Regions from separate parts of the Homo sapiens genome. Here all the other regions are linked to region 2. Evidence: chromatin loops called from intact Hi-C (ENCODE). Cell type or tissue: endothelial cell of umbilical vein. All regions are shown on one strand.

Region 1 (8,000 bases), 480 kb before region 2:
CACCACCCCGCACCCCCGCCCCACCCCACACATATATGTACACATTTAGCCATTTTACACACTTCTCACTAGAATCACAAATACACTGTGGGGGGAGGCATTTTTATCCCAACTTTCAGATATATAAACTGAGTCCCAGCTGCAAATGAGCATTAAGGCAAATTGCAAATAGCTAGGAGTCTGCTGGTCCTAGGCTTGTGTAAACAGTGACAAAACAGAGAAAGTTAAAGACCATTTCTCTAAGAGTTCTCACTCTAGTCTCTTTTCTGCTTCTCACCAGTCTGTGACCTAGGGCAAATTACTCAGCCTTTGAAATTCTGTTTATTCATCTGTGAAGCAAAGGGATTGAGTTATGTATTCTTAAAGTACCCCCAGCACTAACATTCTATGAGTTAATTTTACAGTGTTAATATTAATAATTCCTCTAAAGATAAAAACTCAGGATTCCAAAAAAGACTCAGAGGAAGTAAAGCTCACATTTGAATTGCAGTCAGCATTTGGTGATCTTAATCTCATATCTGTTTGATTGCTAAGATGTGTAAGATTGACAGCACTGATAGCTTCTACTCAAGAGACAGTTTGAGGAACAGGTTCACTAACATTGCCCATTGCATTAGTAACATCATTTAAGGAAAATACTATCCCTTCTCCTATTCTTGGCCCAAGATAATGCACTAAATTGTTTTAGAATGGGAAAGGAATTATTGACTAAAGATAGCCTAACAGGGCTGTTCCATTTTAGGGGCTTTAAAACTAATAGCAGCTAAGAATAAGATTTAGAAGGGCTATAATTGCAAAATGAGCATCAGAAACCTGGATCTTTTCCTAGAGCCCAGCTATTTCTACACTGTCAGAGTAAATTATTGACAAAACCATCTGGCCCTTTTCAAGAGAACACTATACTCTCAGTTCTGGACAGGTGATATGTTTTAGTCTGTCAATGGAGAAAGAAGCTGATTTTAGCCTCAAAGCATTGATAATTCCTCTGGACTTGCACTTCCTATGTGTGAACTCTGCTTATCTTTACATGCCAGAAAGGAAGAACATCCATTTTAGGCCTAAGAGAGATGAAATTGAAAGCAAATAAATTAACTGTGAGCATCCTAGACTATGGTCTTAAACACTGCTTGATCTGGATAAAGAAATATATCCACATTCTTTGAAGTGGATATGGTCAGTGTTCCCCCTTCATCTGATTTTATAGTGTTAAAGCTTCTATGTGTGTATCGGAAGGGGAAATAGCTGGTCCTGTGGGGAAAAGAGAAGTTTTCCTTCTTAAACAGCAGATCTCCCTGGGTGGACAGGGTGTAAAACCACAAAGTTCTGCATCTAAGAAACTTCTGCACAGAAGGTCAGTGCATGTTTATTTCTGTTCAGCTAATATTGCCCACTAGTGGCGAAGCTAGATCTGTGTCTATGGCCAAGCCTGGCCTTCAGGCTGCCACTCCAATTCAGAAAGCTGAGTTGAAAAAAATAAAAATGGTACAGCCATGTGATCTTTTTATTCCCACCTCTTTGAAAGTTTTGTAGTGAAGAAATGAGCCTCAAGGGGAATGCATCTTTCCAGTTCACCCACATTAGTAGTCATGTCGAGTGGAGCATTTATATGGCCTTTTAGAGACCATTCTTGAAAATTGCTGTTTCCTCAAAAATAGGGCAGATGCTATCAACCTGGGCTTCCTCTTTGGATTTGATTCAAATTTCACTGTAGCTCACAAAGATTCCGGAGTTTAAATAAGGGTTTGTGGTGGCTATTTTATTATCCATGGAGTTTTCTTTTTCTATTTTTAGCTATTTGTGCTAGTTTTTGAGTTTTGGAGTTTCAGAGCAGTGAGGTGGTTGAGGGTTCATTCTTTCCTGCCTCTTAGTAGCAGCTTTTACCCCCTTTGAGTAAATAATACCACCCCTGTTTGAAAGGATTCTAGAAAATATTCTGTATGATACTGTAGTGGTAGATAATATAAGATGTTAATAATAGGGGTAACTGTCTGTTGGCATATATTGAAACTCTCTGTACTATCTCTTCAGTATTTTTGAAAATCTAAAATTTCTAAAAATGAAAGTCTATTTTTTAAAAAGACAAGGTTTACCCCTAGCAGAACTATTGAGGGAAAGACGCTTTACCATTTTGATTCAAATGGTTCCCATGTTTTAGGTCAGAGTCACTGTGTATTTTTAGCAGAAAAAAAAGAACCTGAACAAGCAGGCAGTAACATCTTCTAAAGAACAAGGTCTTAGAACATTAAGAAGCAATAAACAGGCAATTTATCCTGAGGTCCTCTATGTCAGCAAGGAATCCATGATCAGTTAAAGACATCAGAAAAGTTACGTGGCAACAAACAAGAGAAATAAAAACATTGTCAATAAACACATTAGTGAATGTGGCTGAAATCTTCACATCACATTTTGCCATTGCCCTACCATTTCCCTTATGCAGAAGTCCATCAAAACATAATCAGTGAATCTAAGAATAAAACCACAATATTCTCCTCTAACTCTGGGCTCTTCCTTTGTTCCTAATCTGAGAGAATAAAATCATGACCAATCCAAGTAGCAAGCAAGGGATTTTGAAGCCAACCTTATAGTCCCTTTTTCTATGCTATAACCAAATCTGTCCATTTACCTCTTAAATATAATGATCAAATCCATCAATTTCTCCCACCCCCAGTAGCATTACAGTCATCACCAACAGAAACATTCTATACCTGCCATTGTCTCTCACTTAAATTAATGCAATAAATTCTTAATAGTACAAATATGTTAAGACAAGAGGGTATTGCTTTTCTTTCTTTTTCCTTTTTTAGGATTTTTTTCTATTATAAATTGCAGCCATTTTTTTTTTTACAATTCACTATTCTACATATTTTATCTTTGCATCCTTTCCAACAATGGTATAATTGTGTAGAGACATTTAGAGAGTTCTAATTTGTTCATGCATTTCTTGCAAATTTGACTCCATGAAAAGGCATTATCACAATGTTGATTTTGTGTGTAAGCACTGTATGTGTATGTTAAAATGTTGAAACTTTTCAACAAATGGAGAGATATCATTGTACATCTGCATTTATAAAAGATAAAATTTCTTGAGTTCTTGGCTTTTTGGGTGACTATATATGCAATGTTGATCCACTGCAATTTTTGATAGATCTCATCAAAAGGGTTAGGTTTTTTGTCATAGTATTTCAGATGACTGCAGTTGTAAATCTGGGTGCACATAATTACCAAACATAGTGATATACGTATTTATACATGTCCTTTTTTGACCTATGTCTTTGTGAACATGATTTATCTGCTCATAATTCTTATACCCATGCAACTGTTGTTAGTATACTTGAGTGCTTGCAAAAATACATATGCTATTATTGCCTATTTTATTGTGAAAATACCCTATGAAGCATTCAGTTCTGTTTTTATATGTTTCTCAACTAAACCCCCTTTTTGAAATGTAAGTAAATGTCTTCTAAAGAATTTTTAAATATTTTTTTTCAGAATTATATTTTTGGGACTTTGCTGTTTTGAGATTTCAACATTTGCCATTATGGCTGCAAGAATTGTGTCTTTTGGGATTATGATTGGTTCCCATTTGAAGTAAGCTTCAAAGTCCAAATTCAACAATCAAATCCCAAGTATACCTCCTAGTGGAGGTACACAGAGGAGGAAGCCACTTATTATTATATGACTTCATTTTTTTTTTACAAATCCTGTGCCTAGCAGGATAATTGTTTCTTGAAACCATGAAGAGACACTCATACAGCAAATCTCAAAGGACAAAAACATATTATCTTCCCACTCCACATATACAACCATCTTCAATTAAAGAAGTAGAGAAATTAAAAAGAATTCTCTATAGTTAACTTTATATTATGCATTATATAATAGCATACATTAAAGACTAAAATCCATGGGACCTATAGCTATTTCAGAATATGGTCTTTATTATAAGTAAACACACGAAGAAATAATAATCTAACTGTGAAATCACAGGGCCATTAATGTACTACAGTAATAAGGAATACTGCATATCAAATCATCTAAATTTAAAAACTACTGCTTAGCCTTTATTCACTTGACAAATATTTATTTAGGATTTACATCAATATTTATTCAGTAAACAATTATTAAGCTCATATTATGTGCCAAAGAGGGCTCCCAAGAGGAATAAAAATGAGGAATCTCAGCCTATTGGAGGGGTAACCATGCCATAAAATAAATAGTGCCCTGGTAGGTAAGAGCACAAGCTTTAGACGTACATTGAACTCTGCTTACTGTATTTGTAATGCTGGACAAATTATTTAAATATTCTGAATCTTAATTTTGTCATCTGTAAAATGGACATAAGTTTATATGTGCATCAAATAAGATAAAGCCTGATGACTCCTTAGCATGTAGTAGTTTCTCAATCATAATAGTCTTTAACACTTAATTTTATTTTGTTATTTATTCAATGCCAGAAAACATAAATGAGGCATAGACTATCAGTCTAGATGACATGAGAAAAGATTTCACCAAAGAGTGGTATTTGGCCTGGGTCTTAAAGGATGAGTGGGAACTCATTAGGCAGGTAAGAGACAAGAAAGGCACAGGGCTCCAAGTTTCAAAATCACACAAAGTTTAGGGGAAACCAGGAGGCAGGGGCAATGTGATAGTGAACAGGAAGATAGCTAGCCTGTAGTGAGACCAAAATGACAGGTTGAGAGTTGATTGAGGCCATTATGAAGCCCATCCACGGAGACTGGAAAATGAGTGTATTCACTCCTTTCTTATTCTTTTGAGGAGCCTTCACTCATGATTCACTCTAATTTTTCATACATGATTTCTCTTATATAAATATACATGTCCACAGGTATGCATGCACAATTTATGGCAAACTGCCATACTCACAATGAATCAGAGTTGAGGGGACCACTAGCACAGAGCTGAGATGATTCAGGGGCTGGACTCCTATATGTAAGATTCCTGTGCTCCAGGAAGGAAGGCAAAAATTTGAATATGTGGCAGCAGCCCAGACTATGAGAAGCCTGCAGGCTTCCAGGTCTAGCCTGAGAATTTCCTGAAAGGGAGCATCCTGGCTTGTGAGATTTGGTCTTAGAACATGCCCAGTGAATCTACTTATTGATCATGATGAAGATATTCTGTGTAATGATAGTAGCAGGCAGTTATTGAGCACTTGATATAAGCCAGTCAATGAGATAAATATTTGGGATATTTAGGTAATTTAACTCTCACAACACAGAGAGTAGGTGCAATATACCACAACTTACAAAAGAGGAAATTGAGGCCAAAAGATAAAGTGACTTTCCCAAGCTTACAAAGCCAGTAAATGGCAGAGATGGGATTCAAACTCTGGTCTGTCTGATTTCAGAGCCAAAAGTTTCATTCACTCAGATTCTCTGGGAGGGGTGTATTAGTGTGTTCTCACACTGCTATGAAGAAATACCCAAAACTGGGTAATTTATAGAGGAAAGAGGTTTAATTGACTCACAGTTCCACATGGTTGGGGAGGCCTCAAGAAACTTACAATCATGGCAGAAGGGAAAGCAAACACATCCTTCTTCACATGGTGGCAGGAAGCAGAATTGCCAAGCAAAGAGGGAGAAGCCCCTTATAAAACCATCAGATCTTGCGAGAACTCACTCACTATCACAAGAACAGCATGGAGGGAACAACCCCCAAGATTCAATTACCTCCCACTGGGTCCCTCCCACAATATGTGGCAAATATGGGAACTATAATTCCAGATGAGATTTCAGTAGGGATACAGCCAAACCACATTATTCCACCCTTTTCCCCTCCTAAATCTCATGTCCTCACATTTCAAAACACAATCATGCCTTTCCAACAGTCCCCCAAAGTCTAGCTCATTCTACCATTAGCCCAAAAGTCCAAGTCCCAGGTCTCATCTGAGGCAAGACAGGTCCCTTCTACCTATGAGCCTGTAAAATTGAAAGCAAGTTAGTTACTTCCTAGATACAATACAGGTAGAGGCATTGGGTAAGTATACCCATTCCAAATGGGGGAAATTGGCCAAATAAAGGGGTTACATGCCCCTTGAAGTCCAAAATCCATTAGGGCAGTCATTAAGCCTTAAAGTTCCAAAATGATCTCCTTTGACTCCATGTCTCACATCCAGGTCATGCTGATGCAAGAGCTGGGCTCTCATGGCATTGGGCATCTCCACCCCTGTGGCTTTGCAGGGTACAACCCCCGTCTCAGGTGCTTTCATGGGCTGACGTTGAATGTCTGTGGCTTTTCCAGGTACATGGTGTAAGCCGTCAGTGGATTTACCACTCTGGGGTCTGGAGGGTGGTGACCTTCTCCTCACACCTCCTCTAGGCAATACCACAGTGGGGACTATATGTGGAGGAGGGTCCAACTCCACCTTTCCCTTCTGCACTGCCCTAGCACAGGTTCTCCATGAGGGCCTCACCTCTGCAGGAAACTGTGGCCTGGACATCCAGGCATTTCCATACATCCTCTGAAATCTAGGCAGATGTTACCAAACCTCAATTCTTGACTTCTGTGTACCCTCATGCCCAACACAACATGTAAGCCACAAAGGCTTGGGGCTTGTACTTTCTGAAGCAACAGCCTGAGCTGTACATTGGCCCTTTTTATCCATCACTGAAATTGAAGCAGCTGGGACACAGGACACCATGTCCCGAGGCCCCATAGAGAAGGAAGCCCCTGGGTCCAAACCAGGAAACCATTTCTCTCTCCTAGGCCTTTAGACCTGTGATGGAAGGGGCTGCTGTGGAGGTTTCTGACATGGCCTGGAGATATTTTCCCATTGCCTTGTTGATTAACATTTGGCCTCTCTTTACTTATGCAAATGTCTGCAACAGGCTTGAATTTCTTTCCAGAAAATAGGTTTTTCTTTTCTATCCCATCTTCAGGCTGCAAATTTTCCAAACTTTTATGTTCTGCTTCCTCTTGAATGCTTTGCTGCTTGGAAACTTCTTCTGCCAGATACCCTAAATCATCTCTCTCAAGTTCCTAGTTCCACAGATCTCTAGTGAAGGGGCAAAATTCTACCAGTCTCTTTGCTAAAGCATAACAAGAATCACCTTTATTCCAGTTCCCAATAATTTTCTCATCTCCATCTGAGATCACCTCAGCTTGGACTTTATTGTCCATATCACTATCAACATTTTGGTCAAAGTTATTCAACAAGATTTTAGGAAGTTCCAAACTTTCCCACGTTTTCCTATCTTCTTCTGAGCCCTCCAAACTGTTCTAACCTCTCCCTGTTACCCAGCTCCAAAGTCACTTCTACATTTTCAGGCATCTTTATAGCAGCACCCCACTCTCTGTGGTACCAATTTACTGTATTAGTCCATTCTCATGCTGCTATAAAGAAATACCTGAGGATGGGCATGATGGCTCATGCCTATAATCCCAGCATTTTGGGAGGCCGAGGTGAGTGGATTACTTGAGGCCAGGAGTTTGAGACCAGCCTGGCCAACATAGCCAGTTTCTACTAAAAACACACACACACACAAAAAATCAGCTGGGTGTGGTAGGGCACACCTGTAGTCTCAGATACTTAGGAGGCTGAGGCAGGAGAATCGCTTGAACCCAGGAGCCAGAGGTTGCAGTGAGCCAAGATTGTGCCACTGCACTACAGCTTGGGTGACATAGCTAGAATCCATCTCAAAAAAAAAAGAAAAGAAAAGAAAAGAAATACCTGAGACCGGGTAATTTGTAAAGGAAACAGGCTTAATTGACTCACAGTTCTGCATGGCTGAGGAGGCCTCAGGGAACTTACAATCATGGTGGAAGGGGAAGCAAACACTTCCTTCATCACATGATGTTAGTAAGGAGAAGTATCAAGCCAAAGAGGAAAAGCACCTTATAAAACCATCAGATCTCATGAGAACTCACTCATTATCACAAGAACAGCATGGAGGTAACTGCCTCCATGATTCAATTTACTCCCACTGGGTCCCTCCTGTGACACATGGGGATTATGGGAACTACAATACAAGATGATATTTGAATGG
Region 2 (8,000 bases):
GTCAACTCCTGATTTAGTCAATGCTAAACCACACTGCCTAGTAGTTGTGATTCCATAAGCCATCACTTTATAGTCATATCTCGTATTTAATCATATGCATTTTGCCATCTACAAAATGATATAATAGGCTACAGCCATGTGACCTTGAGCAAGTCACTTAACTTCTCTGTATCCCAGTTTCTCCATTCATTAAATGAGTAGTCTAACACCTATTCCAAACATTGTTCTGAATATTAAATGAATTAATAAGAGTACCTGCCACATATTAAGTGCTCAAAAATGTTAGCAGTTACAATTATATATAGCTCAGTGTTGTCATCAATTATTAGTTAGAAAGTGACAAAAAGCATCAGCAGGCCTTTTACTATCACAAATCCTGGTGCTCTACCTGCCACACCTTTCTAAGTCACCTCAAGTACAGAAATATACCTGTTTAAAAACTAATAATGGAAGAAACTGCAGGTGAACAATTTTTTAAAAAAAACCTAATAGGCCACACACACACGTACACACATCTTTACAAAAATCACTATCATTTAATGATCATTACTGAAAAAACTGTACAGAGAACTTACCTCTTTTTTCCTCCATGATTTTTACTGAGATGACATTTTTATCCATGGGGTTGGGGTACTAAACAAAAATATATAAAAAAGAATTACCATTAATCTTCTACCAAGGTGAACTATTTAGAAGTAACCACAGCTGTCTGCAGGACTAGTAAATATTTTCCAAGAAACTTCTAAACAAAGCCCAGTTTTGAATCATGGATCTTAATTTTATAACTTGGGCCTAGATAAGTGAGATGCTATCATCATCTTGACTTACATGAAATCTGGGGAAAACCTTCTTTAGATCCAACTAGCCCTGAGGGGGATGAGGTTAAGCTAATCAGTAAATAATAATACTATTAATATTGAACCAGCCTAACATAAATCAAGAGTGTTCTTTGTGCTAGGCACTGTACTAAATGCTTTCCTTGCACAATCTTGTCTAAATCCAACAGCCTCTCTGTTATAACTGATTTATGTGATACCACCATCCCCATCTTTCAGATACGGAAACTGAATGAAGACTGGATTGCTTAGGGTCACCCAGCTGGCTCCTGGTGGAGCCAGGGAATTAAACCAGGCCTGTTTAATACAGAGTGGACCTCTTCACTGTGGTCTAATATCATTGTCTGGTGGCTGGGTTAGCATCACAGTAGCATAGTCATAGAAGTATGCTTTGCTAGGCACATAGTAAATACTCAATAAATATTTAACATGTTAATTTAATTCCCCTGAAAAGCAATTTGGCTGTGACAAGGTTGATAATAGCCACTGCTTTTGTCGTAGGCAATTTAAATACTTTAGATACATTAGCTCAGTTAATTCACAAAACCATTCTATAAGGTATGTGTTATTTTTTCCACTTCATATATGAAAAATAAGGCTTAGACAAATTAGATAATTTGCTCAAATTGTCCAGCTAATGAATAGTGTATCTGGGGGGTAACATAATTTACCCCCGATACTTTCTGCCAGCCTGCAAAGCCTGCCCACCTAACCTACCACCAAATCACCTAAGAGTTAAATTAACACAATCCTTTCCACTACTCAGATGTGAAAAGAGAGACACTGGGAGCAGAAGTGACCTCCTAGAAGCCACAGGACAAGGTAGCTGCTGACCAAAGCCTACTGAGCCCCCTTGGACTCTCTTCCCTGAGGTTTACCGACGTATCATGTGATCAAATCTGAAAAGAAAATTGGCAGGAAGTCTTATCCATGACATCACAAAGTGCTGAGCAGAAGGCAAAAGCAGCAGGCAGGCTGAGGGGAGAAAGAAGAAAGGCCCCTCACTTTGCAAACTTGAGCTTTAAGTTTTCCGAACCCTAGGAAGTGAAATACAAAACTCTGACTGTGGGTCTCCACCCACAGCAGGCGTGTGTGTGTGTGTGTGTGTGTGTGTGTGTGTGTGTGTGATATTGATTTATTAATGGATTTTTCAGGGAAAGGGGTTCATCATTTTAACACATTCTTAAAGATATCTGTGACCCAAAAAGACACTAGATTAGAACACAGGCTCTCTGAGGGCAGGAATACTGTCTATTTCAGTTACTCCTGTATCTCCAACAGCCAGCGTAATGCCTGGCACATAAAAAGCACTCAGTCAATATTTTCTGGATAAATAAAAAATTGGGAATATAAACCTCAATGACCTCAGGGATCAATTTGGAAAATGAGCCTGCCTTCAGTCAGAAACCAATCTATGAAGAGAGCAGTGGCTCAGCTTTCAGCAACCTCAATATCTCTTCATGTTTCATGTTGGTAAACTCTGTCATTCACACTTCCATCCTGGAAACTGAAATCTTGATAACTGATGAAAAACTTGGTTTTTAAAAATCTATTTATTTATATATTCATTCATTCACTCATTTTAGCCCTAGAAAAAAAAATGCTTGGCTGGGCATGGAGGTTCATGCCTGTAATCCCAGCACTTTGGGAGGCTGAGGCGGGTGGATCACTTGAGGTTAGGAGTTTGAGACCAGCCTGCCCAAAATAGTGAAACCCTGTCTCTACTAAAAATACAAAAATTAGCCAGATGTGGTGGTGCATGCCTGTAGTCCCAGCTACTCAGGATGCTGAGGCAGGAGAATTGCTTGAACCTGGGAGGCGGAGGTTGCAGTGAGCCGAGATCATGCCACTGCACTCCAGCCTCGGTGATAGAGTGAGACTCTGTCTCAAAAAAAAAAAAAAAAAAAAAAAAAAAAAAAAAAACTTGGAACTACAGTGATTGCTTTCTTGAAGTTCAGCCCTTCCGAGTTACATGCCCATGACAGAGGGTCAGGTTTAGATACTCTGCTCCTCAGGAAAGGAGACTTTCGCTTACACAGTACCCCTAAAGCAAGGGAGATATTTGAGACTCACACAGGTCCTCTGAATTGTGATTATATGTGTATAAATTATAACTTGTACACTAAAGTAAAATGTGCTTATCTCGTTTACTACAGTTCTAGTTTGTTCATTACATACCCATAAATATATATTGACTGAATATTACAAATTCAACATAAGTTGTAGAAAGATAACTAAACTATAAAAGACGTTGAAAATGTAAACACCAGGGAGACATGATGATCAAATTTTTCAAGTTCTGATTACTTCACTAAGCTATCAGAGAAATTCTTAAACATTATAAACTCAAATACTTCACACTTACATAATTTTTGGAGTTGAACAGCCAAGAGCCTCAAGTTTCCATAGAAGAACAGTAGAAGAAAGTAGGGGTTTATTTGCAATAGCTAACTACCATACTATGAAAGGCACATATTTCAACCTCTTTAAAGATTTATTGAACTGAGGCTCCCCCTACCTGGCATTACTTGAAATGATCTGACGCCATCTTGTGGTAACCTGAATATTCATGTTTTAATTCATGAAAATTTACCAAAACTCCCATGAGAAAAAGTTGAAAGAGGGAAGGCTTCTCAGAGGTCAATACCAGGAACACTTACCTGGGAAGACAGGAGGCAGATGGCCAGGTTTTTCTGGACACCTTTTCAAACACAATCCAGTATGACTGCAGAATTGATCAAGCTGAATCAGGATCACACCCATCAAAGACTTAACTGAGCAGCTACTGTGTTCACGCAGGGTGCTATCCTAGAGAAGCTGCCATGCGCATGATCTCATTCAGTCCTTCTCAAAGCGTGGAAACCTATCAAGTATTAATATACAGAGTATTTCTGCTATAAATATAATAGTGTAAAGCCCGCAGACAAGCAGGTTCACATGGGATTCTTCAATCCCCATTTCATACTAGAGACTCTCATGAAAGCAATGTGATCTGAAGACCCAGATATCTGCCAAAAGCCCTTGTCTTTCTTGATCCTGGCTTAGCTGATCACAAACTGCAGTGTGCAAGAGAACGATCCCACAGGCTGCATACATATGCCATGTATGCTATACTACTTTATGGATGATTTAAGGGATTTTTAAAGGTATATTTGACTTCATTTTGCATTTCCTTATAATTTTTAATTTCTTCACAGAACGTGTAAACTAACTCCTTTTCCTTTCCCGAAGACATGAAACTACTACAAATACCACTGTATATATCATATGTATGTAACAGTCTAACAAGGGTAAAATGTAGACGTGCCTAAAGCTGTTGTATCTGCTTGCTTTAGTTTTTACATATTAAAAGATAAGCCAAGAACTCCATAATATTGGGGGGGAATATGCATTAAAGCAAACACATATATATAAAAAGTTAGAGGCAAGAAACTGAATCCATCTAATTACAGAATATTCAATATGTTTCTGGGAGAAGCTTCATGAAGATATAACATTTTGCATTCATATTTGCCGAGGGAAAAAAAAACCCATAAGCTTTCAGAAAGCCTACTCTTAAAAGAGTTATTAAAATATGAACTTTCCAAAAAGCTCAAAAGCCAATGCCTTTTTTTAATAACATTTGCTTCCCCTCTCAGAAACAGTCAGTGACATCCAAAGGAGTCACTGTCTACCAATTTACAAATGAGGTTACCAGAGAGAGTACAAGGAAGCAGGTGACTGACAGATCTGTCTGAAGAGTCCTTCAAAGAAGGCAAAGAAGACCTACAGTAAGTCTGGTATATTAACATACCCGTGTTATAAGCATTAAGGGAATCTGTTATCTAGGCTGCTGCCAAACATGTACATGCAAAGAGATGGGGCTGCTGAAAAGAGATTTGGTGTTTAGCAGCAGAAAGAAATCACCATGAGCTATGCCAAATTCCTTTTATGAGCTCCACACCATAGTCTATCTCAGAAGAAAAGCAAAGTTGATTTTATACCAAGACGAAACGAGTTATAAATTAATCAAAATTTCAATGATCAAGGACAAAACGTACTTAAGTTGAAAAGTATTTGGAATGGCTGTTCATTGGTCTTTCAATAGGATGATGAAATAGAAAGAACAAAGGGCAACGAGCCAAGACATGCAGACTACAACGCTGCCATCTGTGAGGTCGGGGTGATGAACCACCAGGTGATCATCCAAGATCCTTCTGGCCAGGAAAAGCTATGGTTCCAAACAAAGGCCAACCAACAGCACATCAGCCTCTTTCTTTCAAAAATGACCCAATAATCAGCAACGGCATAGTGAAGGTTTTGAAAAGACAGTTTTTCATTGTAACACAGAGGAAAATCCTCTTATCACAACATCAAATGTATGCATAAACCCAGTGCAGCTAAAGATACACTACAAATAACTGCCCAGCACTCTTCAAAATCACCATGGTCCGGAAATGCAAGGAAAGACTGAGGAACCGTCCTACACTGCAGGACACTGGCAGCTAAATGCAATGTGGGGTCCTGAATTGGATGCTAGACTGGAAAAACGATACTAGTGGACAATTGACAAAATCTAAATAGGGTCTATAGGTTAGTTAATAGCATTGTATCAGTGTTAATTTCCTGGTTTTAAAAAGTATACTGTGGTTTGGGGAAGCTGGAAAAAAGTATGTGGGAATTCTTTGTTTCTGCAATATTGTTTTTGAAATGTTTTATAAGTCAAATTATTTATAAATGAAAAGAAATAAAAAACAAAATTAAAGACACGATGTTAGAAAACAGTGAATTTTAGAGCCCAAGAGATCTGAATTGGAATCCTATCTGTGAGAAGCTTGGACAAATCACTTTAATCTGCCCTAGTTTCTTCATCTGTAAAATGAGAATAAATACTTACCTCAAAGAGTTGTTATAAGAATTAAAGGAAACAATTTAATTACAGTATAATACCTAGCACTGTGCAAGTAGAAAATAAATGTAGCTGGTTTTGCTACTAACAAATGAATCAACACTTTTGAAGACTTAAAAAGTTTCAAGATTTTGGTTTTTATCTTGCAATTTACTGTGGTGTGGCATTAAATACATTGCTGGCATCTATCTGCAATCCAAAAATACTTACACAATGATTTTAAAATGATTAGAAGATAATATATCTGATTTTCCTAGACTAATAAAAAACTCAGAAGCTCGTGCTTTACCAGTTCGGAATTTGTGTAAGATACAAGGCCTCCCTGACACTTCACTCCACACTAGCATTAGGGAAAGGGCTGCACCAGAGAAGTAAGAGTGCTGGAGAGAATATTTACTTGTTTTTAAAAAGACAACTGTTTCTAAATAGTTTAAATGCTTTCATGGATTTATAATTAAAATATAAATCTTGCCCCATACTACAATGTAATGTCTGCCATATGCCCCCAAGAAAGCCTTTATCATGAAAATTAATATATCCTCCTCTGTCCCTTTTGACAGTGAACTCCTTGAAGACAGGTCCATGTACTTAGATAGTGAAAAAAATCTTTTTTTTTTTTTTTTTTTTTTTTGAGACTGGGTCTCACTTTGTCATCCACGCTGGAGTGCAGTGATGCAATTACAGCTCACTGCAACCTCTGCCTCCCGGCTCAAGCGATCCTCCTAACTCAGCCTCCCGAGTACCTGGGACTACAGGTGTGTGCCACCATGCCCCGGCTAATTTTGGGGGTTTTTTGTTTTTGTGTCTGTGTGGTTTGGGGTTTTGTTGTTGTTGGTGGTGGTGGTGGTGGTGGTGGTAGAGATGGGGTTTTTGCCCTGTTGCCCAGGCTGGTCTTGAACTCCTAGGCTCAAGTGATCAACCCAACTAGGCCTTGCAAAGTGCTTGGATTATAGGCATGAGCCACCATGCCTGGCCAATATCTTCTGTCTTTTATACACTGATTAAGCCACAATCTCCATTAGATAAGTTTCTAAGTATACTTTACAATTGTTCAAATGGCATTTAGAAAATATTCCTAATTCAAATGTGTACCTTTATTCATGCTCACTCTCTCCTTTATTACTCTAAGTTAGTAATGATTTCTGAGGCCACTTCTCTCAGCTTTTTATTTTCAGGTTCATGAAATAAATGCAACAAATTATTGTTGTTGTTATCATTATTCAACAAGTACTTTAAAGGAGCCTGCTGTGTGCTGAAATTAAGCTAGGTATATTACATATAACTGTAAGCATTATCCAATTTAATTTCTCCAACAACTCCAGAAGACAGTGATTATTATTCTCATTTTGCAGATGAGGAAATCGAGGCACAGAAAAATGAACTGACCTGTCCAAGCTCACAGGGCTAACAGCGCTCCATCCCTGTCTTCCCCACCCCATCCAATGTCAGAGCCCACATTCTGCACATCTGCACCATTCTCCTTTACATCATGCCTAATCTTCTAGTGGAACTGAGGACAGGAAGACAAAAGTGAAGAAAGACTAGTACAGCATGTGACAAAAGATAACATGTAAGTGTCAGATTTGCAAGGGAGAAAAGATAGGATCAGAAATGGAAACATTATTAATTACCCAATCAACTTTCTACTCTAAATGGAAATAGCCCTTCATAAATCCCCTTTATGAGCTTAAGAGTAAACATTCAAACCATTTTGTTCAGCACACCAGGCTCCCAGCCAAAATAAATAACACCCAGGGTCATTCTGTCAAAGCAAAGAAATTATCAATATTTTAATCTGTCCATTTTATTACAGTATCCAAAGTAAGGACATGTTTCTGAATCCCATACTGACTTCAATCTAAAATTGCACAGGGCTAATCCCCAAAAGAGTCAGTTCATTCATTCATTCAGCAAGGATTTGCTGAGTACCTACTATGTTCCAGGATCTCTTTGGGTAATTGGGATACATCAGAAACAAATGACAAAAATCACCACCTATGAAGGTGATATTCTATTCACTATGACTCCTTTGACCACAGCATAAAAAGAAAGTCAACCTTCTGAAGGTAAGAAAAATCTTTACTTCTCTGGCCTCATTTAGATATAAACAAGAAAATCCAGTCAATATAATAGCTCTCTGGATCCTTTTTAATGAGTTTAAATTTCAGGCAGATGAAATTTAAGAAGTTCTCTGAATCCAGCTCATGAAAGGCAAGCCCATTAAAAAGGTCTAAGTGAGATTCCAGAGAAGACCCACTTTCTACACTGCTACATTC
Region 3 (8,000 bases), 350 kb before region 2:
AGGAACAAGATTTATTTCTTGTTTGAAAAGAATAGTATTAGCCCAGCTTTTCCAGCTTAAGTTAATATTGGTCAGCTAATCTCTCATTAGACAGAGTTCACATGCTATAATTAAATTTAATAAATAGTCTCTATGATCTATAGTATTTACCTGTGACTAATAAAATTCTGTTCATACGTTAATAGGTGAATAATATTTATAAAATATTTTCCCATGTGAAATGTTTATAATCATTAAAAATAATTATTTGTTGTCAGGTGGACTAAAGTAGATAAATAATATTTAAATGCTAATGGTCTAAGTCTCAAAGCCAGTCCATGTTCTCACTCTATCCTGCAATGCTTATGGATTGTTTTCCTAAGCAACCAAGTAATTCTAAAACTTAACTGTGCATGTGATTCTCTAAAGCATCTGGTTAAAATATAAATTAAGGACTCTACCAAAAAGACTCCAATTTAGTATCTCTGAACAAAAGGAGCCCAGGAATTTTCATTTCAAATAATCATCCCAAGTGATTCTGATGCACTGGGGGTAAGGTCTAGATGTGGATTTATTTTTGAACTGCCCATTTATTCTAGTCACAATTTTGGGAGACAATCAATTCTAAAGTTCTCCAAAATTATAGTTAGAAAAATATGCAGAAAATTATGTGACATGCGTAAAGTAGAAGAAGATAAATTTGAAAGAATTAATTGTTCCAGGCCAGGAGTGGTGGCTCACGCCTGTAATTCCAGCACTTTGGGAGGCCAAGGCTGGTGGATCACCTAAGTCCAGGAGTTCAAGACCAGCCTGGCCAACAGGGTGAAACTCTATCTCTACTAAACATACAAAAATTAGCTAGGTGTGGTGGCATGCACCTATAATCCTAGCTACTTGGGAGGCTGAGGCAGGAGAATCGCCTGAACCCCGGAGGTGGAGGTTACAGTGAGCCGAGATTGCGCCACTGCACTCCAGCCTGGGCAACAAGAGTGAAAAGAAAAAACTCCATCTTAAAAAAATAAAAATTTATTAATTGTTCCTTCTCAAAGAGTATGAGACTTGCAATTTTAAAAAAGAATGAAACACCTTTCACATGCATAGATCTTGCTTCTATTTTTATTTATAAATTCTCCTTTTTATGTGGTGTTGGGCAGGAGTATTCTGTCCCCAAAAGCGCACAGAGGAATGAGAAAAACAATCAGGAAAATAATTGACACAATATAACACATAAGGCAGAACACAGTGCCTGATAAATCATATATTTGTAATAAACATTGAATAAAATGAGCAAATGCCTTAATTCGTTAATAATTAATAGTAGCTCATAGAAAAAACATATTTTTCAGGCATTAGAATTTGTATTCAATGATGTTTTTCTATAATATAATTCTGGAGCCCATTCTGTAAACTGTTTCAGTTGACAATAATCTTATTGAAGATTTATCCAGTAATCTTTTCATGGCAAGTGGTAGAAACTCCAGATCTACCTCCAACTCAAAGAGGCTTTATCCGAATAAGAGAGAGAGAGGATACAGAGATTTATAAAACTGGAAAGACCAAGATTGGATCTTTGCACTTCAGGTACAGCTGGATCCAGGAGCACAAAAGGCTTTTTCTCAAAGCTCTGCTTCTCCCATCTCACTGCTCTACATTTCTCTGTGTTTGCTCATTCTCAAGCAAGGTCTCTCCTCATAGAGACAAGATGGCGGCCATCCACTGCAGTCCACATCCTATCCTATCCTATGAATAATTTTACCAACAGAAAGAATAGTATATACTTATATCCCAATAGCTCAAGAAAAATTCCCCAAATGAGCTCTGTTTGGCCCTGATTCATATGATTTATGCAACAGGCCCATCAGTGAACCAATCGCTATGGCCAAGAATGCATGCATAGGCCTAAGACACACCTCTCCCTGGACTTGGAGCATGGCTAGCCACACCTGGACAACATTGACTTAAAATGGAGGAATGAATCACAGTTCCCAAAGAAAACTGAAAGTGCTATCACCAGAAGGTAAAATCTACTATATAAAATTCTACTATAAATACTGTCAAATGGAAGCCCTACAAAATGAACCAAGAGAAATTAGCTTTAAATAAAATTTTATGTGAGTGCAAGTATATGCATTGTGGCATTCCTGGGTCAGTGGCATGTATAAATACCTTTTTAGTCAAAAGAATAAAAAGAATAAGAAAGAGAAGGAGGAGGAGAAAGGGAAGGAAAAGAGGAGGAAGAGGAATAGGAGGGAAAGGGGGAAGTGGGGAGGAAGAGAAATTTGAGATGTTAAGGTGAGAACAGTCAGTTTGGGCTATTTCTTACCACTCCTACATTAAGATAGGCTAGTGGTTCACTGAATTTTAGGGCTAGAAGAACCTTAAAGACCACTTTGTCTAATTAAATGGGTTACAAATAAATAAATAAATTTCAAGATTTGGTTCCTTTCTACTTGTTCATTTCCATCTCTCACCACTCGAGCCCTTGTTCTACTGTCTAGGCCCTGTATTGTCCAGGGTAGTAGCCATTTGACTTTGGACACTTGGATGTGGCTAGTTCAAATAGAGCTGTGCTCACGTGAAAAACACACAGAACTTCAAAGACTTAGTATGAAAAAAATAATATAGGTCAGGTGCAGTGGCTCACACCTGTAATCCCAGCACTTTGGGAGGCAGAAGCGGGCAGATCATGAGGCCAGGAGTTCAATACCAGCCTGGCCAACATGGTGAAACCCCGTCTCTACTAAAAGTACAAAAGATTAGCCGGGCATGGTGGTGCGCACCTGTAATCCCAGCTACTGGGGGATCCTCCTGAGGCAGGAGAATCGCTTGAACCAAGGAGGCAGAGGTTGCAGTGAGCCAAGATCACGCCATTACTCTCCAGCCTGGGCAACAGAGCAAGACCCCGTCTCCAAAAAATAAAGAAAAAGAAAAAAAATATAAAGTGTCTTCTTAATATTTTATACTGATTACACATTGAAATGATAGTTTCTGGGACATTTGTGGCTGAATAAAACATATTATTGAAATTAATTTTATCTGCCTCCTCTTACTTTTTTAATGTGACTGCTATAAAGTTTAGAATTATAAATGTTATGTTTACTTGTATGACTCACATTTGTAGCTCATGTTAGGTTTTATTCGATAACTATTTTACCCACGCTGTCTTTTGGTGGCTGGAACATGTGTAACTGTGGGACCAGCCCAAACTGGATCTACTCTGTTGATAACAAAATATCAGGTTGCCTTTTAGCCATAACAGAGCCAAAAACTGCAAGTTGTATAGCCTGGGCATGTGCAATAGAAAAAGCTTTGACCTCTAACAATACCCAGAAGTCACAATTCTTCCCCTCTGCCTTCAGAATCAAGAAGATTGAGACTTGACCAGAACCTGAACATCAGAACTCTTTAAGAAGTAAGGACTCCATTGGCCAGGAAGATCCAAGGCTAAAATCTGCCTCAACATACTTTACTGTAAATGCTCAAATCTGAAGCCCTCCAATCAGACCCTGCCAAACCAACGTTCCTAAATCCTTTCCCTTGCTCTCTGATCCCTTAAAACTTGCCCCAGATCCCAAATCAGAGAGACAGATTTGAGCCTGCTTCTGTCTCTTTGCTGAAAGAAAGCTTTCTTTTCTCAAAAGTTGGTGCCATAGTTATTGGCTTCTGTGTGCATCAGGCAGCGAGCCCATTTGCTTGACAACACACACCATACTCTTTCTAATTTCCTGGCCATTGCACACGTTGTTTCCATGGCCTGGAACACTCCTACCTCCTGTTCATCCTGCAGAGCCCAGCATACATCACTCATCAGGAAGACAGTCCCTGAACTTACGGCCCCTGTGTATGTGTGCTCACAGCTTCCTGTCATCACATTCCTCACATTGTGTTATTACCATTCACTTAATTGTCTGCCTTAAGTACCCTGAGTTCAGACACAGTGTTTTCTTGTTCATTACTGCATCCTGAGCACTGCGCCTGGTGCACAGTAAGTGCTCAGTAAATATGTATTGGACTAATGTTGAATAATTATGGTTAAGTTAATCTCTCATAGTTCCCCAGAAACTCAGGTCTTTTGCCTTCCAGAAACAGAAATTTTGTCCTGTATTCAAATTTCTGGTCTTCCAATTTTCTGAAACTTATGATCCTTTCCTTAGCCACTACATGGCAAGAATGGTTCATTGTCATTTTCTTCCTCATAGATGACAAAAAAGGGGGGTAAGATAACCCCAGAGAACTGAAAGAGGATCCTTTGAAAAATCCACAGGAGCATGTTTCATAGCTAATGGATATCTACAATCAAAAGACTTGTGATTTAAGTATCAAGATAAACAACTATCACAACATTTAAAACACTCACTATATTTCCTTTCCAGCTTTTTAACTATAAAATCAATGGCATGTTAATGACTCAAGCATTAGCTTGCTCACTAGGAATTCCAGAACTTCTATTTTTGAAGCATAAATTCCTAAGTTGCTCAATTTACCCAGTTTGTCAGAACAATTGCCATTAGTAAATATAAATATTTAATGAAAATGAAAACTGTCATAAGCCGCTTCTCTTAAGCATCTAATGACTTACTGGAAGAAATAAAAAATATTAGTGAATTATGTCATTTACTAGTTTCCATCATATAGCAATCACCTGCAGATGTATTTGCTTATTGTACCTTGCTGTGTTTTGGAGTGGGTTTTTGTTGTAATATATTTATTGGGTTGTGGGTTTTTGCTTGCTTATTGGGTAACAAAGAAGTATCAATGATATACAGGGTGTTTCCTAGATATTAACCACGTGCAAAATTTTTTTAAGTTTTCTCAAAACCTTCATTGTGCTATTTGTTCCTGCCAGAATCCACTGTAAATAAAATAATTAAATATGTGTATGTAAGTGTAAAATTACAGTTAAATTACATTTACCCTACATTTTGTGGCTTGAAAAATGCCCTCACATATTTTATTTCATTGATCTTCAATGGAGGATATCATTATTTCCAGTTTACAGATGAATAAAAAGGACTGTTTGACCAAGTGCCAGAACCAAGACTCCACCTAAGACTTTGTTAAGTGATTTTTTCCTCTACTCAAAGCCTCCCTGAGATCTGCTACATTTAAAAAATAAAAAAGAGGAAAATTTGCTTTCATAAAATTTCTGATTTCAACTTGATTTTATTAATTGCCTCTTTCTAATTCAACTCAGACTGCTTGGCAAATAGTAAGTATTCATTAAATGTCAACTATATTATTTTTCTTTCAAAGCGAGGTTACCGAATAGAAATGGAAATGTTTTAAAAGTTAAGTTCTATTTCACTGAGATGCCATTGTATGCTAATTGTTCTCCTTCTAAGGGATGTAACTAGACCTCTTACTCCATGGCTCTAAATTTTTATAGTCAGCCTCTATAATTCTTTGGTCCTGTAAGGCAGAAGTTACATTATTTGAGTGGGGTCAACAGCAGAGGTTTCATATAATTATCGTAAGATAAAAGCCCTACTTTTCACCTAGAGCTTCTATAATCGTGCCAATTAGTATGAATTCCTCTTTCTGGGCCAATGGGAATGTAGTGTAAATTTTTTTCTCATTGGCTTCAAATAGGGCTGCATTACCTTTGGTTTATTTGGTTTGTTTTCAGTAGCTTTTTTCCTACCTTTTTTCTTTTAACTTTTAATTCTTAACTCCTCTCCTCCCACAAAAGAGTGCTTAAAACCTACTTTCAATCCTCTTAGAATCTCCCTGACCCTAGTTGTCCTCAGAATTGAACACAGAGACCCTAAAACAAATATTTTCAATCTATAGAAAAGGTCTTCAATTTTTTTCATTTTGCCTGAAAATATTATTTGATCTTGTTTATGTAGATAAAATGGATTCTAATAATGGTACTCTAGAGAATTGGATCTTCTGGTCCAAATTAGCTGTCCCTCAACCTGTTAAGTCCACTTTGACCAAAAAGGAACAAGTTTCTCTGGGTGATAAGAAAGCAAGGAAATCAAAAAAAAAAAAAAAAAAAAAAAAAAAAAAGAAAGAAAGAAAGAAAGAAAGAAAGGAAATCATAGGCAGAAAGGAAGTACCAATAGAATTAAGTGACTAGAAAGCTTATGCTTGGCTCTGGAATCCTCTCATTTCAACAAACATCAGAATGCCTCATATATACAAAATACTGTCTAGGAAAGGTTTAACTATTCTAAATTGTATAGCACAGTATTTTAGAAATTAAATTCTGTATTGGTTCATTTGTAATAGCTAGTAAAACCTAACTGCAATTAATGAATTTGTTACAGTTGGTATTAGTTTGTTACAACTAAACTGTATTAGTTATTGATGTAACGAACTCCAACACTTCATTCACAATAAAACTTAACTTCTGGCTCACTAAAATCCAAAATCAGAATTCCAGTTCTGCAGGGATTTCTCTTCCACATGGAGATTCAGGGACGTGGACTCCTTTCATTCCGTGGCCCTGTCATCTTTATCACATAACTTCTAAGGTTCATGTAGCTGTTGTGCTATGTGCTTCAAGCCATGAAAGGGGAAAGAACATGTAAGATCCCACACAGAAGGATTTTGTGAGCCAGCAGGGAAGCACCTCATAGTAATCTGTTCCCCATTTGGAATCTTATCACATAGTCACACCTAACAGCAAGGGAGAATGAAAAATGTCTGCTTGTGTATTCAGAAAGGAAAAACAAAACAAAACAGGAAAGAAATCTGTGCTACAAGCTTTAAGGTGAAACAAACTGTCATTTGAATCCTGGCTCCATAATCTTCCTTTGTAAGATGAGGATATAATAATATCTCCATATGGTTGGCTGTGAGGATACATGATATAATAATAACAAACTTCCAACATTTACAGTTATTCTTAAGTGCCAGGTAACAATCCAGCTTTTTCCACATTATCTCACACAGCAGCGGTCCCCAACTTTTTTGGCACCATGAACTGGTTTTCTGGATCACAATTTTTCCACGAACTGGGTTGTTGGGAAGGGGATGGTTTTGGTATGATTCAAGTGCATTACATTCATGGTGTAGTTTATTTCTAATTATTATTACACTGTAAGCTATTATGAAATAATTATACAACTCACCATAATGTAGAATCAGTAGGAGCCCTGAGCTTGTTTTCCTGCAACTAGATGGCCCCATCTGGGGGTGATGGGAGACAGTGACAGATCATCAGGTATTAGATTCTCATAAGACTTATGCAACCTAGATCCCTCACAGGCACAGTTCACAATAGGGTTCGCGCTCCTATGAGAATGTAATGTGCTGCTGATCTGACAGGAGGCAGAGCTCAGGCGGTAATGCGTGAAATGGGGAGCAACTGTAAATACAGATGAAGTTTCGCTGGCTCACCTGCCACTCACCTCCTGCTGTGTGGCCTGCGGGTTGAGGACACCTGTCGAACAGTTTTCACAATTCACCTATAAAATGGGGACTATTATTATCATCTCTATTTTATAGACTGAAGTTGTAGTAGATGAAGTCCAAAAATCGCCCACAATTGTTGATGTCTCCTTGTGTTCACACCCTGTACGATGTGACTTTGCAGCAATGCCCATCAAAATATAGAGTCTGTTTCCCACCTCATGAATCTGGGCTGGCCCTGGGACTTGCTCAAGCAGTAGAATTAGACAAAAGTGACACTCTGACCATTCTGAGCCTACATTACAAATAGCATGTTTCTACTAGCTGTTTTGGATCCCCAGAGCCACCATGTGTGGAAGTGCAGGCTTGCTATGCAGAGGGTGAGGCTATTCTAGACTGCATCATTGTCCTGGCTGACTCATTAGCTCATCACAGACAGACACATGAGCTAGCCACAGTCCTAAGACCAGCCTAGTCTAGTCCAGACCAGAAGAGCCATCCAATCAATCCACAGACTCATGAGCCTAATAAATTCTGCTTTTATCTGCTTTGGCTTGGTTATACAGCATTATTTGTGGTAATAACTGAGGCATAAACTCCAAGAGGTTGTATTACCAACTTAAGACCACACATCCAACAAGTGATAGAGCCAGGAACTAAAT
Region 4 (8,000 bases), 73 kb before region 2:
TTCAGGACATAGGCGTGGGCAGAGACTTCATGACAAAAACAGCAAAATCAATTGCAACAAAAGCCAAAATTGACAAATGGGATCTAATTAAAGAGCTTCTGCACAGCAAAAGAAACTATCATCAGAGTGAAGAGGCAACCTGCAAAATGGGATAAAATTTTTGAAATCTACCCATCTGACAAAGGTCTAATATCTAGAATTTACAAGGAACTTAAACAAATTTACAAGAAAAAAACAACCCCATCAAAAAGTGGGCAAAGGATATGAACAGATACTTCAAAAGAAGACATTTATGCAGCCAACAAACACAGAAAAAAAGCTCATCATCACTGATTATTAGAGAAATGCAAATCAAAACCACAATGAGATACCATCTCACACCAGTCAGAATGGTGACTATTAAAAAGTCAAGAAACAATAGATGCTGGTGAGGCTGTGGAGAAATAGGAACACTTTTACAGTGTTGGTGGGAATGTAAATTAGTTCAACCATTGTGGAAGACAGTATGGCGATTCCCCAAAGATCTAGAATCAGAAATACCACTTGACCCAGCAATCCCATTACTGGGTATATACCCTAAGGAATATAAATCATTCTACTATAAAGACACAGGCACATGTATGTTTATTGCAGCACTGCTCACAATAGCAAAGTCATGGAACCAACTCAAATGCCTATCAATGATAGACTGGATAAAGAAAATGTGGTACATATACACTATGGAATACTACACAGCCATAAAAAAGAATGAGATCTTGTCCTTTGCAGAGACATGGTTGAAGCTGGAAGCCAACATTCTCAGCAAACTAACACAGGAACAGAAAACTAAACACCGTATGTTCTCACTCATAAGTGGGAGTTGAACAATGAGAACACATGGACACAGAGAGGGGAACAACACACACCAGGGCCTGTTGTGTGGTGGGGGGCAAGGGGAGGGAACTTAAGAGGATGGGTTGATACGTGCAGCAAACCACCATGGCACATGTATACATATGTAACAAGCCTGCACATTCTGCACATGTATCCCAGAACTTAAAAAATTAAATTAAAAAAAAAGAAAAATATTCCATTTATAATTTAAAATCTCCCCCAAACAGAAATCACCAAGCCGAGAAGTTGTCACTGGAGAATTCTACTAAACATTTAAGAATCTATACCAACTCTGCAATCCTTCTAGAGATTGCTGAGTGTTTAACTATGTGCCAGGAACTGCTCCAATTGTTTTACATGTCTCAACTCATTTAATCCTTTCAACAACCCCATAAAGTAGGCACTATTGTTACTCCCTCACATATGAGGAAAATGAAATCCAAACAGCTTAAATAACACAGCTAGTACACAGCACTTCCAGGATTCCAGTTTAGCTGCTGGCTCCTAAGCCCTTATTCTCACCCACCACATTATGCAATCCCTAAATTTCACAGAGCTTGGTTTGTGGCCATTGCTCAAAAAATATTGGAATCAAATCAGATGCTAAGATTTCTTAAGTTTTCATCTTAATCTATTGCCAAATTTTCAAATTTCACTTTTATAACATGAAATTCAGATCTGACCAGGATATGCTATTTCAACAAAGAAGTTGGGATACTACCATATTTGCCATTCTTAATAGAAATATGTGCATTTTGTACACTTTAAAAAAGGTTATTCCTGCTGGCAACTGCCATACAATTCCCATTTCAGATAACAGTTAAAATATATCTGAGAGAATAAACCAGAAAAGAGGTGTTATTGGAAATGGTAAGAGCATCACTAAAGCAGAACCAGCTGCACCAATATAATTACAAGAATCAAGAATCACAACACAGCTTCATTAGTTTTTTCCATTGTGTTTGTTACTTTACCCCTTCAAGACTAATTATACCAATTCCCATTGATTTTAACAAGCACCCTGGATTAAACACTGTAGACTGACTGGTTAGAGATGTTGCGGTATAGAGGTATATCTGAACTGCCTCCATTTAGGAAAAACTGGTATGTTACAAGCATTATATTGACAAATTACATTTTTTTCTGACCAGGAAAACAAAAGAGGAAACAGCGTTTCCCAAACACATACACTACAGGGAAAATCATCTAGAATTTAATGTTTGATAAATGCTCATTATATTGATATATAGGACTTCTTTCTCAACTAAGAGCTTTAGTAACTAAGAGCTCTATATTAACTCAGTATTCAAAATAACCCATGATGCTGCTGATGGCAAGGCTTACCCAGGCTTCCTGGATATGCTGCGAGAACATAGGCTGATTCTGCAGAACATGGAAATTTCAGGAGTTCCAGTGATTGGGGGTGGCCTCAATCACGGCTTCTCTAACTTTTTCAAGAGACCCCAGATCCCTACCAGCAGAACAGGGCTCTGGAGCATTTGGCAATGTACTGATCACAAGTAATTGTATTAGGCTGAACCATATGCAATTGCCATTCTTTGGTATCTCCATTACATTCAACCAACTATAACACTTACTGTGTGTTAGGCAGCATTCCAAGCATTTCCAGTGCCCCAAACACAATTAAGTCTCACTTTTTAAAAATTAACAATCCATTCCAATTTTACTTTCTACAAAGTTGCTTGCCTGTTGTAATATAAAAATACCATTTTTCCACAAAGCTTTGAGAAAAATTAATGCTCCAAAAGAAGAGTTTTTGGGCCAGGCACGGTGGCTCACGCCTGTAATCCCAGCACTTTGGGAGGCCGAGGCGGGTGGATCACCTGAGGTCAGGAGTTTAAAACCAGCCTGGCCAACATGGTGAAACCCCATCTCTACTAAAAATACAAAAATTAGCTAGGCGTGGTGGCGGGTGCCTGTAATCCCAGCTACTCGGGAGGCTGAGGCAGGAAAATTGCTTGAACCCAGGAAGCAGAGGTTGCAGTGAGCTGAGATCGTGCCATTGCTGTCCAGCCTGGGTGACAAGAGTGAAACTGCATCTCAAAAAAAGAAAAGTTTTTGTCGGTCTATGCTGTGGCTTAACACACCCCTCACAGAGATGACTGCAGATCCCTAAGAGAACAAATACCCTGTTTTGAGAATTGCATGCAATACCCCCCAGAAGGAGGTTTCAGAGGTAGACCAGCAGAAAACTAAATGTCTAGCTGACTCCTCGCTCTTCCCCAATACTTCTCTGCAAAACCCTTTCCTTTAATAAGGCTCAAAAAAACATTGTTAGCATTTATTTTTCCAAGAAGAAATGGTTCTCATAGCACTTGACAGAACAATTAACACCTAAAGAAACAAGTTACAATGCTGGCTTCTGAGTTGACACGTACAGAAAGACTACTTTCCATACTGGAATAGCTCCAATAGTAATCTGATGCATACTGTTTAATGCAATCGGAAACCATAAAATTGTGGCCATCTAGTGCCACCAATGCGACTCCAAGATTTTTAAGGTCTTTATGTCCAATCACCAAGAAACTAGCAGAAAAGCGTCATTAAACTTTCTTGCCATACCTAAAGATATGTTGGGGGCAGGGTTCGGGAGACGGATTGAATTGAACACTATAGACCTCCATGCTACATCTTCCAATTCTCCAAAATGTCATTTGTGAAAGAAAATATCAGACAATAGAGGTTTTCCTCCATCACCCTCATCTAGTCAGTGACAGCTATGACCTTGGTAGGGTTCTTAGTTTCTTTCTTCCTCTCCTCACCCCACATCCTGTCGCCATTTACAATAACTATATTTTGGGGTGATTCATTCATTAAACCCTTCCTGCCTGCTTTCTGTAAGCCTCCTGTCCTGGGGCCCAGGGAATTGTTTTTTGTTTTTTGGGTTTTTTTCTCTGATTGACAAGAATGACTTTGGTTTCTGCAAGACTAATGACTACATTCTTAAACAAACACAAATGAAAGAAGGGGCTTCAGCCCAGAAAATAATTTCCCTACAAACCACTGAAGAAACTGGCAGTGCAGTAATTTTAAAGTTTAAACAATTGATGAGTTTTCAAATGTAAGGAGACACCTAAACTTAAAATGGAAAAACAAAAACATGCAACTGGCCAAGTTCGCATTTTCTCCTTTGTCATCGGATCTAAAAGTTTATCCTGGCACCGGCACAAAGAAGTAATGATTCCATCAGCAGCCTAACAGATGGCAGGCACGAAATGGCTCTAACCTTCTCTGAGAATGCTGGAGAATAGCTCTGTGGAGTTTAATTTAACAGGATAGTGGCTGCTATTTTCTCTCTGCTGCCTCTAGCACAGCATGCAGTCCACAGCTACATCTTAAGGTCCGGCCCTGCAGTTACTCAGGTTAACCCTTCAAGACAATCAAGTGTCTGGAGTTACTGTGGGATCCTTTTTCTGCAAGGGGTTCTATTCCAACAAATGCAACTTAAACTTTTGATCATAACCAAACAGGCTGTGCACGAAGTAGTATTTTTAGAATCTCTTTTCTTCTATTAGCATTTAAGAGGCACTGAGGCACTTTTTTCTAGGACAGTGAATTGTATTTTTCTGAAGGACTTGAGGTAAAACACTAGAAAGGAGAGATCTTTTGTCTCAAACTTCCTTCTCCAGCAAGCTTCCTAAAGGTTACTACTGATAAGAGAACATCATGACTTCTGGCTTTGGTAGGAATAACTGCCCATGGCTTCAGGATCACCTTGGGAGCTACATGCAACCCTGATGCTGGGGCCTGCATCAGGCCAGCAACACTGACCAATAAACCAGAAAGAATCTCTGAGGGTGAGACCCTGGCATCGGTGTTTTTTAAAGTTCCCCAGGTTTTACCAATTGGCAGCTAAGGTATAAAATACTGCATTTAAAATTTTGAAGACAGCATTTCAAAATTCTGTAAGTTAAGCTTCTTTCAGTTAACTTCTGTCCTGAGTCGCTACCACAGTGACTTTGCCATTCTTAGGACTCTCCCTTTCCACCTTCCTCAGTCTTTCCAAGGCTTGTGTTGAGGTTCTCGGGCTCGCAGGACTAGCCCACACAAGTCAGCATGCTACCCTCCTGCCCTGAGACATCAGGGAAACACTGTGCTGATACTGCAGCCTGAATTCAAGGATGTCCTCAAACCAGGCTGTAACCATCAGAACAGCTTGAAGGTAAAAAACATTTACACCTCAATGTCCTGTACCTTGCAATTTGTGTACTGCAGAGCTCCTACCTGACTCAGATGAGGTGGTCTCATGCAGCCAGCTCCACCCTTCTGTATATAAGGCTGGGCTAGAGAGAAGCTATTATCTCACCAAAGGTATAACATGCCCTTCTCTCACTCAGACATTATTTGCTGGTGAGCTTTGGGGCCACAAACCTATGTGTTTCTGCTGATCTCTCCACTGTGCATCCTATGCTAATTTTTCTTCTGCATCCTTTAAATAAGTAATCATTGTTTGATATACCCAAGAGATAACTGTGTCTGGTCTTACCATCAATTGGTTCCCACTACTGCCATCTGTCAGTGCACGGAATCTTTTAAAAATTCATGGAAAATGCATATTATGAAAAACTATGCATGAATTTCAATTTTTTTCACCAAAATAAACTCATACTAAGTTGTTATAATATGTCTAAACAGGATCTGGTTTGAGGTACTAAGGAAGCTAAAACATTAGTTTGAAAAGAGCCCCTACCAGAACAACATAAATTTTGCTAAGATTGAAACAAAAACATCAAATCTATGGTGAAGCTTGGGATGAATGATGAAATCATTGATGTCTTACAATTCTGCAAAGAAATCAGCAGTTTACAAATGCATAGCTCATTTTAAGAAGGGACCAGATGATGCTGAAGATGAACCCTACAGTGGCAGGCCATCCACGTCAATTTCTAAGAAAAAAATTAATCTTGTTTGTGCCCCAGTTGAAGAGGATGGCAATTAGCAGAAGCAATAACCAACACCACAGACATCTCAGTTGGTTCAACTTATATAATTCTGACTGAAAAATTAATGTTGAACAAACTCTACACTCAATAAGTGTAAAAATCATTGCACCCAGATCAGGTGCAGACAAGAGTGGAGCTTTCTATGGAAATTTTAAACAGGTAAGATCAAGATCCTGAAGCATTTCTTCAAAGAATTGTACAAGGAGATGAAACATGGCTTTATTAGTACAATCTTGAAGACAAACTACAATCATACCAATGGCTACCAAGAGGTAGAAGTGGTCCAGTCAAAGCACAAGCAGACTGGTCCAGAGCAAAGGTCGTGGCAACCGTGTTTTGGGATGCTCAGGGCATTTTGCTTGTTGACTTTCTGGAGGGCAAACAACAACATCTGCTTATTATGAGGGTATTTTGAGAAAGTCAGCCAAAGCTTTAGCAGAAAGACACACAGGAAAGCTTCCTCAGAGGCCTTCTCCACAATAATGCTCCTGCTCATTCCTCTCATTAAAGACAATTTTATGAGATTTTTCATGGGAAATCATTAGGCATCTACCTTACAGTCCTGACTTGGATCCTTCTGACTTTTTTTGTTTTCTAATCTTAAAAGAAACCTTTAAAGGCAACCAATTTTTCTTCAGTTAATAATGTAAAAAAGACTGCATTGACCTGGTTAAATTCCCAAGACCCTCAGTTCTTTAGGGATGGACTAAATGGCTGGTATCATTGCTTTAAAAAGTCTCTTGAATTTGATAGAGCTTATTCTGAGAAATAAAGTTTATATTTTTATCTTTTAATCCCATTTTCCTATGAACTTTTTAAAGCTCCCTCATATAATGATACACGCCTTCTAGTGACACACTGGACCAAAAGAGAAAACAAATCCTGCCGTATTCCTGCACACAGCAGATGCTCAATAAATGCTGGCTGAACTTAGGGCTCTACCCCTAAAGGAAGGATCATCACCATACCTGGGCTCTAGCATTAACAGGGTGTGGACAAGACATTCTGGTAACAAGGCACGGAAACCCACCCAAACACATTCAAGTAAAATGAGGACAAATGAAAGGATAAATACGAAACAGAAACAAAGTACAGAAAATAGAGCTGAGCCTCACAGGCCAACAAGAAGCTACACTCTCTCTCCTTCACCCTTTGGAAACACCTGGCTTCATTCTGTTTGTCCATGTTGGGCTTCATTACTTCTCCCTCTGCAGGTCCTGGTCCTTCGTTCCATTAGCACCTGGCCCACCCAGGTCACTCAATAATGGTGGCCTCTGCTTATTTCTGGAAGAAACTCTAATGTCTCACCTTGAGGGAAGGCAGGGAGCTAACATCGTATGGTCAGGATAACACCCTCATCTGGGGCAGCTGAAAAGGACTAGGATTATTACTATAAATGATAACCACAAGCTTGGCTGAGAGATGGGATACCCCCCAAAATTAGAATGCACACATAAATATCAGCTGTAACAACTTTATTTCAGAATGACTGCAGGAAGGAATTTCATAGGTAAACAACTAATTTATAGCTCTATATCACAATAACACTGAATCAGAAACACTTCATCCCACATAAAAATTTGGCCTGATCATTTTTTGAGTTTTAATCCTCTTAAGTTTCACATTATAGAACTGAATACACAAAAACACTAACACAGCTGGGGGAGACAATGGTTTATTGATCAAGAGAAATTATTTCTAGCAATATCTCACTTGCCGCGAGTTCACAAATATGACAACTGCAGATGAGGATAAAGAAGTAAGTTAGGGGAAGAGAGTTGAGCCACTGAAATAATGTCACCAAGTCAATGTAGCAAAGTACATTCATTTTTATTGCTAGAACAGCCTCTCAAAACCTCATTCAAATCCTCTCTACTCTTATTCAACATATAGTATGCAGTTACACAATTTCCCAACCCCAGGGCAAATTAGAGAAAGCTTCCTAGAGGTAGGCACAGTAATGGGAGAGATAAATGACAGATAAAAGTGAGGGAAAAGAAAAACTCTAAAAACCATGGTAGAACTCAAAGAGCAAATGTATCTGGAGCCTTCAGTGTAGGGACTTTAACAAAACTAAGTAGGGCCTGAAAGAATTAAAAACATATATGACGACTCTGAAAAGATTTAATTATCCCCAGTAGACTGTGTTTGCAAAAGCAGAGA

The links. Peaks named below come from ENCODE experiments on the same cell type or tissue, not always from the same donor. Only the 100,000 strongest peaks of a DNase experiment are listed, where the experiment ranks them.
Region 1: it touches region 2 in a loop (3-fold over the local background); 6 of 110 quality-filtered maps call a loop at or near these places.
Region 3: it touches region 2 in a loop (2.1-fold over the local background); 4 of 110 quality-filtered maps call a loop at or near these places.
Region 4: a loop joins it to region 2, with 3 times the contacts of the local background. A loop is called at or near these places in 2 of 110 quality-filtered maps.

What each region holds. Positions count from the first base shown.
Region 1 is chr5:145,345,811-145,353,810 of GRCh38, forward strand. It overlaps a transcript of PRELID2 not described here. Among named protein-coding and RNA genes, the nearest start is that of PRELID2, 490 kb to the right of the region's middle. In endothelial cell of umbilical vein, a CTCF peak has its summit at 1,411 (motif pointing left); DNase peaks (open chromatin) are centred at 1,571 and 4,891.
Region 2 is chr5:145,822,502-145,830,501 of GRCh38, forward strand. PRELID2 (PRELI domain containing 2) reads right to left here. Exons shown (of 7, transcript NM_205846.3): 2 at 576-633. Among named protein-coding and RNA genes, the nearest start is that of PRELID2, 8.8 kb to the right of the region's middle. In endothelial cell of umbilical vein, a CTCF peak has its summit at 3,358 (motif pointing left); DNase peaks (open chromatin) are centred at 3,340 and 7,450.
Region 3 is chr5:145,475,663-145,483,662 of GRCh38, forward strand. LOC105378211 (a long non-coding RNA gene) reads left to right here. Exons shown (of 3, transcript XR_007058983.1): 2 at 3,339-3,391; 3 at 4,179-4,263. It also overlaps a transcript of PRELID2 not described here. Among named protein-coding and RNA genes, the nearest start is that of PRELID2, 360 kb to the right of the region's middle. RefSeq lists an enhancer at 3,708-4,208. In endothelial cell of umbilical vein, no CTCF peak of the experiment used is centred here; a DNase peak (open chromatin) is centred at 3,849; H3K27ac peaks cover 481 bases.
Region 4 is chr5:145,749,047-145,757,046 of GRCh38, forward strand. It overlaps PRELID2 (PRELI domain containing 2), which reads right to left. Exons shown (of 7, transcript NM_205846.3): 7 at 7,298-8,000. Among named protein-coding and RNA genes, the nearest start is that of PRELID2, 82 kb to the right of the region's middle. In endothelial cell of umbilical vein, no CTCF peak of the experiment used is centred here; a DNase peak (open chromatin) is centred at 4,085; H3K27ac peaks cover 1,771 bases.